Linked DNA regions of Mus musculus: regions 1, 2 and 3 are each linked to region 4. The links are chromatin loops, found by intact Hi-C in ENCODE. Cell type or tissue: heart. All regions are shown on one strand. Region 1 overlaps C230024C17Rik (RIKEN cDNA C230024C17 gene). Region 2 overlaps Rgs16 (regulator of G-protein signaling 16). Region 3 has its middle 7.6 kb from the start of Npl. Region 4 has its middle 10 kb from the start of Rgs8.

Region 1 (2,500 bases), 88 kb after region 4:
CAGGTCAGTCTAAGGGTATATTCTGTCAGGGCCTGCTAGCTGCTTGGCAGAGCTGTGTGTGACACCCACGAGAGCTGTAGCCAGCAGCTGGCTTTGGATCCTGGCTCTGTCACGGGAAGATGTGGGGCTGTGTGTGTGTCAGCTCCTCTATCAGTAAAGCAGGTTAAGAGTATTTCCTGTGCCTTTCAGTTGTGAGGATCAAAGGCACAGATGTATCCAGGGAGTGCTTGGCACAGAGCTTCTGCCTTACCAGGTTAGTTGACACTCAGGTGACAGAACAGTTGGGGTTTTGGGGGGGAAGGGTGGTGGTGGGAAGGTTAACACACACACAAACACACACACACACAGGCACATACACACACATACATACAGACACATACACTTACACACACACACACACACATACATAAACACACACACACATACAGACACACACATACATACACACAGGCACATACACACACATACATACAGACACATACACTTACATACACACACACACATACATAAACACACACACACATACAGACACACACACACACACACACACACACACACACACACACATGTAGTGACTTTTCCTCTAAGAGTCAGGTTGAAAGCTTGCCAGTTGGTTACTCAGGACCCATTGGGTCCACTCACTCTTCAAGGTGGCTCTCCATTTGCCCACAGAGTATCCATCCATGTTTAGTTACATAAGCATCTCTTATCTGATCCTCTGCTTGAAGTCAAGCACCTTTCAAACAAAGGAGTTTTGGGCCCTTCGCCCCAACCCTGCTCCAGGGCCTCTTGTTGTAACCCCATTTTTTTCAGGGCCAGTGGGACTGCTACTATTTCCAGGAAGAGCTGGTCCTTCTGTAAGCTGGATCCCCAGAGGCACAAGACTCTCCAGGCCAAAGCATCCCAGGCAGCAGGGCCTCAGATGGGCAGCCAAACCAAACACGGCATCCTGGATGATGGCCCTTTTCTGGAAGGCATGTGCTTGCTTTTTCCATGGCCTGGCTCTTCCGGAGCACAGGGCCATGTGAGCCAATTGTTGAGTTCTGCACAAGTCCCCGGCCCAGCCAAGCCTTAGGCTGTGAGCTGGAGAGATCTGTTGCTCTATTTTAAGATTCCCTGTGTTTCCCAGCACTTGTCAGTTGGTTAGAGAAAAGGGAAGGTGGGGCTAAGGCAGGAGGTGAGAGACAATGAGGCCAGAGCCACAGGAGTGTGCTACTTCCAGCTGAGTGGAAATTCCCATCCTTCATGGACAGAAAGTAGCACCCCCCCACACACACACCCTCAACACACTCACCCTGTCTCAGAATCTTTCTTTGGACATCTTGATAACAAAAATAAAGTGAACACACAGATTCATTTCTCAGGGTACTTTCAACCACTTTCCCCCATTTGTTGATGGAAACAGCTCTTATTAAGTCTTGCTTGCTAATGAGAAGACAGAGGAGGCACAGAGAGGTTAGTGATTGCTCATGGCCACACAGCCACTTAATCACAGAGGACAGTACAGTTCTCCTGTGTTTTATATCACGTTACCTCATTCACAACTCATTCAGTCACGAGCGATTTACTATCGGGCCAAGATGCTGTTCTTGTGCTCATGAATGAAGCAAGGAAGGGCTGATTATGGGGAACCCTGGTGGAGTCCCCATCCTTGGGCTTGTTTTTCCTCAAGTACAGCTTCGTGAGAGGAAATGATCTGTAGAAGGTTTCTAAGCACTTAATTAATATACTATTAGGGAATGAGAGAAAGGTAAATTGCATTGCCAGGGGGCGATTCGGAAGGAAGTTTTTCTATTAGAGAGAATTTCAAGCATGCAGGGGAGTAGAGAAATAATTATAAATGCCTATTACTTAGATTCAACAATGCCCCTCCCCCAGAATTTGCATATTGGTCCCTTTTTTTTTCTTGAGCTATAGAAGAGCAGATATAGACTTATACCAATGTATACATATATTTAGACATGTAGCTGAAGCATTTGGAAAAAAGTATGATATTATGAAACTCACCTCTGGGCTTAGGAGATAGATCCGCTGATAAAATGCTTATTGTACAAGCTGAAGACTCAAGTTCGGATCCCCGGGACTCATGTCAAAGCCAGGCATGGTAGTATACATCTGCAGTCCCTTTGTTGCTACAAAGAGATTGAAAGCCGAGACGGGGGACCCCTGCGAGCTTGTAGGGGTAGCTAGTCTGGTGGACACAGTGGCAAACAATAAAAAGACACTGCCTCAAACAAGGTGGCAATCGAGAAGCCACAACTGAGGTTGTCTTCTGACCTCTATATATGCACCATGGCACGTGCTCTTGAGTGTGAGTGTGTGTGTGTGTGTGTGTGTGAGAGAGAGAGAGAGAGAGAGAGAGAGAGCGCCAAAAATGACCTCAAGCTTCTCCTGTCCCCACTTGCAGAGCGCTGGACTTACAAGCATGGCTTTCAAAAAAACCCAGATGGTTTTCAAAGGCAGCCGAACAGAAGCACTATTGTTTGTTAATGCCACCCAT
Region 2 (2,500 bases), 100 kb after region 4:
AGCCTCCTGCTTCATTGGAGAGGTGTGCAAACCAAAGTTGAGAATCTTGGGACTAGAATCCATTTAGTTACAGAAGAAGGCGGTGTTAGGGATACTGACTGAGGACTAAAGGGTTCCTGGCAACGGTTGCTGGATGCCCAGGTGCCCCTTACATAACCTGTTTCATGGGAGCTTGAGAGGTTAGTTTTGACAACCAATAACTTCAGCCTAGGATGCTTTTGTTTGTTGATTAAAAAATATTCATTTAAAAATCTCTGCTCCCCCCATCTCCCCCCCCCCCCCACAGAAGCTTCTCAGAAGATGTACTGGGATGGAGAGAGTCTTTCGATTTGCTGCTGAACAGTAAAAGTAAGTAGGACCCTGTTGTCTGTCTGTGAAAGGCACGTGTGTGCTCATGTGCTTGGAGATTGTCCCAGCAAGGCTGAAAAAACACGGGGCCAAATAATAGTAGTAGTAATAATAACCCCAGTCCTCCAGTGTGCCAGCCTCTGTTCGGAACACAAAGACAGAGCCTTGTTCAGGAAAATTACATTCTAAAAATAGAGCCATTAACGCCAATTGCTGTCTTTTCGTCTTTTCTTCGCAGCTGTCCCCTAGTCTGACCTGTCTCCTTTCTCCCCTTACCACAGATGGGGTGGCTGCCTTCCATGCCTTCCTAAAGACGGAATTCAGTGAGGAGAACCTGGAGTTCTGGTTGGCCTGCGAGGAGTTCAAGAAGATCCGATCAGCCACCAAACTGGCGTCCAGGGCTCACCACATCTTTGACGAGTACATCCGCAGCGAAGCCCCTAAAGAGGTCAGTGTCCCAGTGCCCCAGCACTCGGCTCCGGCCTTGACTCCTCCAGACCCTGTCTGTTCCTTTCCAACTGAAAACCGAGGTCAATGAGGGAAGAGTTAGCTTTGCAGTGCAGTAGTCTGCACGGTTGGAGAAGGGTAGGGAGTCAGTGGCTGGACACTAAACTTTGCAACACAAAGTGTTATATATAGCACAGGGACGGCAAGAATTTTTTTGGGGGGGAGGGGTTCTTCTCTCCATACCAACATTTGTAAATTCGTTATTAAAAAAACAAAACAAAACAAAAACTCAGCACAAGAAAGTAGAGGAACAAAAGGCTTTGGATAACCTGACTCTGATCTGTGTCCACCCTTTGGGAACTTTTTTTGTTGTTTTTTTGTTTGTTTGTTAGGTTTTTGTTTTTTTGTTTTTTGTTTTTTGTTTCTTTTTGCAATGCCTCTGAAAGGCTATTCACAGTAGCAGTGGCGCCACCTGGTGGACACACCTGAGCAATGCTGTGTGTTTGTATCTTGTTTTCTGGCTGCTTCTGTTTATTTTACATTTACTCTGTAACGATTTAATAAGTATCACTTAACATGCAAGGAAGTTTTATTATCTTAGAGGATGTAGCAGTGAAAAGTGTAGAGTTCTAGTGGAACTCTATTGTAACGGGAGAAGATGTCAGGAACCAATTCAGTATAAGCCAGGGATGTGAACAGAGCACACAGTGAGAATTAGGGAGCCGGTGAAAGAACACACAAGGCCAAGAGTTGTAAGGATCGAGAGAGGGAAGGACATCCTGCCACAGGGAACGGGGACAGGTGAGGTCATACACATGGCTGGTGGCCAGATGCAGCCATTCTAGCTTTTCCTTTGAATGACATGGACAGGAAGCTAGGGTATTTCCAGACGGATTGGGCTCGATTTAGCAGCTGTGAGGACAGACAGACAGTGGGAGTGAGGGGAGGCAGGAGCCGAATTACTACACAGGTCCAGCGCAGAGGTGGTGACTGGAACCAGCAGAGGAGTAGCATTCATAAAAGGCCTCATGTTAGTCTTGAGAGATCAGAGGACCAACCCCTGGGTCTGAAGTGGGAACTGTCCTAGACCCGAAAAGCTGGTGAGTGGGGCTGAAGAGATGGCTCAGTGGTTAAGAGCACTTGCTGTAGAGGACATAGGTCACCCCACACTATACATCCAGAACTCCTATATTTTATCACCAGCATGGCAGCTCACAACCTCCTTTAACTCCATTTCTGGGGATCCTTCAGGCCTCTAGAGGCTCCTATGTACATGCGGTGCACACACTTATGCAGGCACATATACATACAGATCACATATACTCATATACACATATATACATGCATATGTATATATGTATATGAAAGGAGTCACTTTATTTACTGTCTGGTACTCTTTCAGTGACATCACTTGCTCACCAAACTCCCCCCCCCTCCGCCCTGCCCTGCCCGGCCACCCCACTCCACACCACTCACCTTTGTGGTTTGCCCTGCTTCCCCCACAGGTGAACATAGATCACGAGACCCGAGAACTGACCAAGACAAACCTACAAGCTGCCACTACCAGTTGCTTCGATGTGGCTCAGGGGAAGACCCGCACATTGATGGAGAAGGACTCCTATCCGCGCTTCCTCAAGTCACCAGCTTATCGCGACCTGGCTGCCCAAGCCTCGGCCACTTCCACCTCTGCACCCAGCGGCAGCCC
Region 3 (2,500 bases), 85 kb before region 4:
TCTTTATTAAGTAGAATTAGCTCCTAGTCTGCTGGTCTTTCTTTAATTCCCCAGAGATCCCAAATTCTTGCCAAGACTGGGGTTTTCCATGCACCCAGGATATTCCATCCCTTCTGATGTAAGAGGGCTCTTATTTCAGACCTTTCCCCTTCAGGGGCTGCCTCCCTACCCTAACAGCCAATACCTCTTCTGATCACAGCTCAGTGTGTTTGGTCTCTCCTGTTCTGCGGGACACACGAGTCCCTACCCTCCACACATGGTTGAATTGGTATGGAATGCAGAACAGACATGACTAACAGCTCATGTGGCAGTCCTGTGGTCCCAGAACAACAGTCAGCTTAGTGGGAGAAGATTGACTCCCTGTAGCAGCTATTTCACCACAACAGGTGGCCAAGTGGGAAAATTTACAGCTTTGGAGGACTCGGAGGCCTGGTGTGCTCTTTCAGAGCAAAAGGGAGAATCCTAGCGTGGATTGAATCTGGAGGCCATTGCCTCACTGATGACCTGTGATATTCACACTTTTCTTTTTTTTTTTTTTTTTTTTAGTTTTTTTTTGAGACAGGGTTTCTCTGTATAGCCCTGGCTGTCCTGGAACTCACTCCGTAGACCAGGCTGGCCTCGAACTCAGAAATCCGCCTGCCTCTGTCTCCTGAGTGCTGGGATTAAAGGCATGTGCCATTATGCCTGGCCTAACCTTTTGACATCTGCGAAAACTGGTCACATACATTGCTTTGAGATAATCTTGTGGTTGGGAAAACTTTTGGAAATGTAGGCCTAATTTGATTATCAGCATGGGAGAGGACGAACATACAATTGGTTGTTAGCAGAAGAGAAAGCAATACTAATTTTGACTGGAGGAGTTTCTTTTATAATATTTAAGTAAACACAGAGGCAAAAGTCTCTTTTGAAGAATGCTCAGCATGTCCTAGCCAGTGTGTGAACCAATTATAGTCTACTTGACACTGCTTGGAAAAGTATCCCAAGGCGCATGGGCAATTATCAACACTGTATGGCAGAAGCCTACCACTAGATGGCAGTCTACTAGCAGAAATTGCTTCCCCCCTTTCTCCCTTCCTCCCTCTCTCCCTTTCTCCTTCCCTCCCTTCCTTTCTGAACTGCAAGTTTCTTGGAACTTTAGCAATCAATGAAAAGATTCGACCTGGAGAGATGGCTCAGTGGTTACAACTCTGGCTCTTCCAGAGGCCTCAGGTTCAATACCAGCACCTGTAGGGCAGTTTACGGTGATTTGTAACTCCAGCTCCTAAGGGATTCTGCATCATCTTCTGTCCCCTGCAGGCACCAGGCATGTACCTGGTGCACAGGCATTCATGCAGGCATAACACCCATATGTGCACAATAACACAACACATTTCCTCCAGACCACTGGTTCTCTGGGTTTTGAGCATAAGGGCTGAGGGTATAGCTCAGCTGTAAAATGGCATCCTAGTGTGTATTAAGCCACCGGCAGGACCTCCAGGACACCCCAAGTAAAAATGCAGTAGATGGAAGCTGTGTTAGGTGTGGTGACACACACCTGTAGCCCCAGGTCTTGTGAGCTGTAGGTAGGAAGATCAGGAGGACACAGACATCAAGGTCCAGGTAAGGCTGGACGACATGAGATCCTGTCTCTTCCTGTCTGGGTGTCTGTTCTTCTAAGCACCCCACCCCCTCACCCCGGCCCACCCCCCAGCCCCCCAGACCGGGTTTCTCTGTGTAGCCCTGGCTGTAGTGGAACTCTGTCTGTAGGCCAGGGTGTTCTTCAATTCAGAAATCTGCCTGCCTTTGCCTCCCAGGTGCTGAGATTAAAGACCTGGACCACCATGCCTGGCTGAGATGCTGTCTCAAAAAACAAACAAACAAACAAACAAACAAACAACCCCCCAAACACTCCGGACAGCACAGCCAGTGGAACTGACTTCTTGAGAAGCAGAAGATAATTGATGATCTCGAATGACTCCTAGGGTAAAGAGCCTGCCACCAATCTGATGATCAATTCCCAGGACTCACAGGGTGGAAGGAAAGAACCAAATTCCCCAGGTTGTCTTCTAACCTCCAAGTAGTATGGTGCACTCACACACACACACACACACACACACACACACACACACACACACACACACACACGCTAACAATTGAGTGCTAACTATGCAGGATCAGAGATCAGAGATTGCAGGCCTCTCCCAGCCCTTCAAGGAATTTAGCTGGTCCCCCACCTCTCACCCTCTACCTCCTTGCCTAAGCCTTCAGGACACTGCCAGCCTGTAGCCAGTGGGCATACTCAGATCCCAGCTCTCAGAACTGTGGGCAGTGCCCCCTTTGACCAGGTTCATCTGGGCCTGTGGCAAGCTCCCAGAATATTTGAGAGTCTTCCTCCTGTGTTCCATTCTCAGGCTAGACATCTTGCTATAGCCTGAATTGTGTTTCCTCTGAAAGAAAAGTCTAACTCAAATATTTGCTGTATTTATAGGTGGACCAGGAAGTCAGGGAAAAGCCAAACACA
Region 4 (2,500 bases):
TCCATGGTGTCCCCTGGAACTCGTCTCTGGACCGCACTTCCTTTCCTCCAGGAAAAATCCAAGAATGATGTTCTTGCTTGCATTTAGGGAGAGAGGGGAGAAATGCTTAGGCCAGCCAGGCATGGTTGGGCTCTTAGAGGCGTACAGGAACAAAGTAAGGCACCCGGCAGAGGAGGCGGGGCGGATGTTTGGGAGGGTCAGGTTGGGGTGAGTGGTCACACCTGCTTCCTTCCATTTTCCAGGGCAAATGGCTTCAGCTGCTTCCCAGCAACAGCAGTTTCATAAAAGCTTTTGAAAAGGTATCAGCCAATAGCAGGGCGGGACCCGGTCTAACAGCTGGGGGCCCCTCCCCCTCCTCCTGGCTGGAGCAGAATTGGCAAGCAGCAGATGGAGCCTCAGTGGGCTCCCAGGGCTTGGCTGCAGTGCCCCCAAGATTCGGGAGCAGAGGCATAGACAGACCCTTCACAGGTTTTCTTTTGGCCCGGGCTGTTTTCATTGGCCCGGGGCCCCCCACACCCCTCCACCCCCATCTCCCTGAAGGCTTGCAGTTTCCTCGGTGGGGTGTGAGGCGCCAGATCTCATCCTGGGCAGACACCCTGTAAAGATTTTGCTCAAATGTTAAAATTGCCTCAAGTCTTCTCGTGTGACATTAATCAAACAGCTGAGCTGAGCTGGCCCTGCTGGAGCACAGCATTCATTAGAGTCCCCAAGGGACCTCTTTCTTTAGATCTGAGAACTTTTGGCTGCTGGAATAAGATATCCTCTCTGCCAGGAAGGCCCCAGGCTTGTGGCACTCCGAGGGCCACTCCCGGGCTTTCCCTGAATGCTTTCCGGGATTCGGAAGCCCTATGGCCATCCCCAGGGCGCTCTCTGGATTCCGATGAACCCCCGCAGCAACCAAGTCTCTCGGAGAGCCACAGTACTGGGATCTGCATGGAAGTTTCTGAGGACACAAACATATGGCGCATGTCTAGACTGCTCTGAGAAGTGTTTTCAACTTTCCCTGTGGCAAGTGTCAGTCCCTGGGGGCTGGGAGTGAGGAGAGTCCCCGGGCCCCACGCCAAGGATGCTTGGCTCTCCTAGCTAAACTCTGCTCCCAGGAAGGAGCTGTTTCCAGAAACCCTTGCTTTTCCTATCTCTGTTGCCCGCCCCCCATCCTCCTCCTTCCCCCACAAACCAACCAAATAAATGCCTTTCTTGACTTTTAAATACGGCTCGATGCCAGGAAAAGAAAAGCCATTTAGCTGTGGCTGCCTGGCCAATGTTTCTAATCCCAGGTGGAAGGAAGGATGTGAATGAAGGCTTGCCTCAGTGGCGTCCTGAAACCTCTGGCTCTGGGATGAAGATCTGAAAGTACAGGCAGAGAGGAGGCTTCTGCTACAGAGATGAATCGGCAAATGCGATTCATCTAGATTCAGTTAGAACGCCCCTGCTGTAACCCGTCTTTGGCTTTAACCTTCTCAGAATTATTAAAAAAAGGAAACGAACCTAGTTTCTTCCAGGTATTTTCATCTCTTCTGCCATCCTCTCTTCTCACAGACACACAGTAAATTTGAGCCCTCCTTGACATTTGAATATATGTAACTACACCTTCACTACCGCTGTTTGTGTGTGCACCGATTTAATTTGTGTGTGGTTCCCATTTAGTGCATTCAAAAAACCGAGGCACGGAGGGATCAAGTCACTTGCCTAAAGTCACACAAACTTTGCTTGTTTGTTTGTTTGTTTGTTGTTTTTTGAGACAGGGCCTCACCTGTAGCCCAGGCTGGCCTAAACTATATAGCCCAAGATGGCCTTGGACTCATCTTGATCCTCCCGAGTTCAGGAACTACAGGCATCGGCGCCACAACTGACCCTGACAGCAGTCCTGTCAAACCCTCTGCAGGTATGCGAGGCTCCAGTTTTCTCCCTTCTCCTCAGTGGATTTTACATTTTGTTTTTCTCAACCTGCTTAGGAATAGTCATGGGGACCCACAACAGAGTAGCAGGGGAGGACAGAGCCAGAAACATTCAAATGTGCTCAGCTTCAACAGGCTGCTTCAGCCTTCAGCCCTTCTAGTGGTCATTTGGGTCATTCTTCCCGGTGGGTACAGTGTCACACTGGATTCTCTGAGTTGCAGCCACCATGATAACGCTGGGCTATCACGAGTGTGCACCAACCTTTCTCCCAGTTCAGTTCAAATCATTTTAATGAGCATGCAAATGACTCCTGGCAATGAAGACCCATCACCACACTATACAAACTGGAGAATGCAAATGTTTTTGCTGTAGCTTTACATTTTCAGGAAGATAGACTTGGTAGGGGGCAGTGGTGGGGGTGGAGGTGGAGGTGGAGGTGGGGGGGCTAGTCACCAACCTTACCTCATTTCAGACACACACAGGTTGTAAGACTTCTTGGCTGTGGGAATCTTAAAGGTGTGTGTGTGTGTGTGTGTGTGTGTGTGTGTGTGTGTGCATGTGTGTAGATTTTAGTGTTGGGAAAGCAGAATATTTTACTTCT

What was found. A loop is a pair of places that touch in the nucleus more often than their neighbours do. Peaks named below come from ENCODE experiments on the same cell type or tissue, not always from the same donor. Only the 100,000 strongest peaks of a DNase experiment are listed, where the experiment ranks them.
Region 1: a loop joins it to region 4, with 2.3 times the contacts of the local background. A loop is called at or near these places in 2 of 42 quality-filtered maps.
Region 2: a loop joins it to region 4, with 3 times the contacts of the local background. A loop is called at or near these places in 4 of 42 quality-filtered maps.
Region 3: a loop joins it to region 4, with 3 times the contacts of the local background. A loop is called at or near these places in 5 of 42 quality-filtered maps.

Annotation. Positions count from the first base shown.
Region 1 is chr1:153,729,863-153,732,362 of GRCm38, forward strand. It overlaps C230024C17Rik (RIKEN cDNA C230024C17 gene), which reads right to left. Exons shown (of 3, transcript NR_046171.1): 2 at 2,008-2,132. Among named protein-coding and RNA genes, the nearest start is that of C230024C17Rik, 6.7 kb to the right of the region's middle. In heart, no CTCF peak of the experiment used is centred here; a DNase peak (open chromatin) is centred at 979; H3K27ac peaks cover 1,521 bases.
Region 2 is chr1:153,741,334-153,743,833 of GRCm38, forward strand. It overlaps Rgs16 (regulator of G-protein signaling 16), which reads left to right. Exons shown (of 5, transcript NM_011267.3): 3 at 287-348; 4 at 630-796; 5 at 2,301-2,500. Among named protein-coding and RNA genes, the nearest start is that of Rgs16, 2.2 kb to the left of the region's middle. In heart, a CTCF peak has its summit at 1,271 (motif pointing left); a DNase peak (open chromatin) is centred at 1,658; H3K27me3 peaks cover 886 bases.
Region 3 is chr1:153,556,084-153,558,583 of GRCm38, forward strand. No RefSeq gene overlaps it. Among named protein-coding and RNA genes, the nearest start is that of Npl, 7.6 kb to the left of the region's middle. In heart, CTCF peaks have their summits at 1,014 (motif pointing right) and 1,214; no DNase peak of the experiment used is centred here.
Region 4 is chr1:153,641,385-153,643,884 of GRCm38, forward strand. No RefSeq gene overlaps it. Among named protein-coding and RNA genes, the nearest start is that of Rgs8, 10 kb to the right of the region's middle. In heart, no CTCF peak of the experiment used is centred here; DNase peaks (open chromatin) are centred at 267 and 987; H3K4me3 peaks cover 1,236 bases; H3K27ac peaks cover 1,382 bases.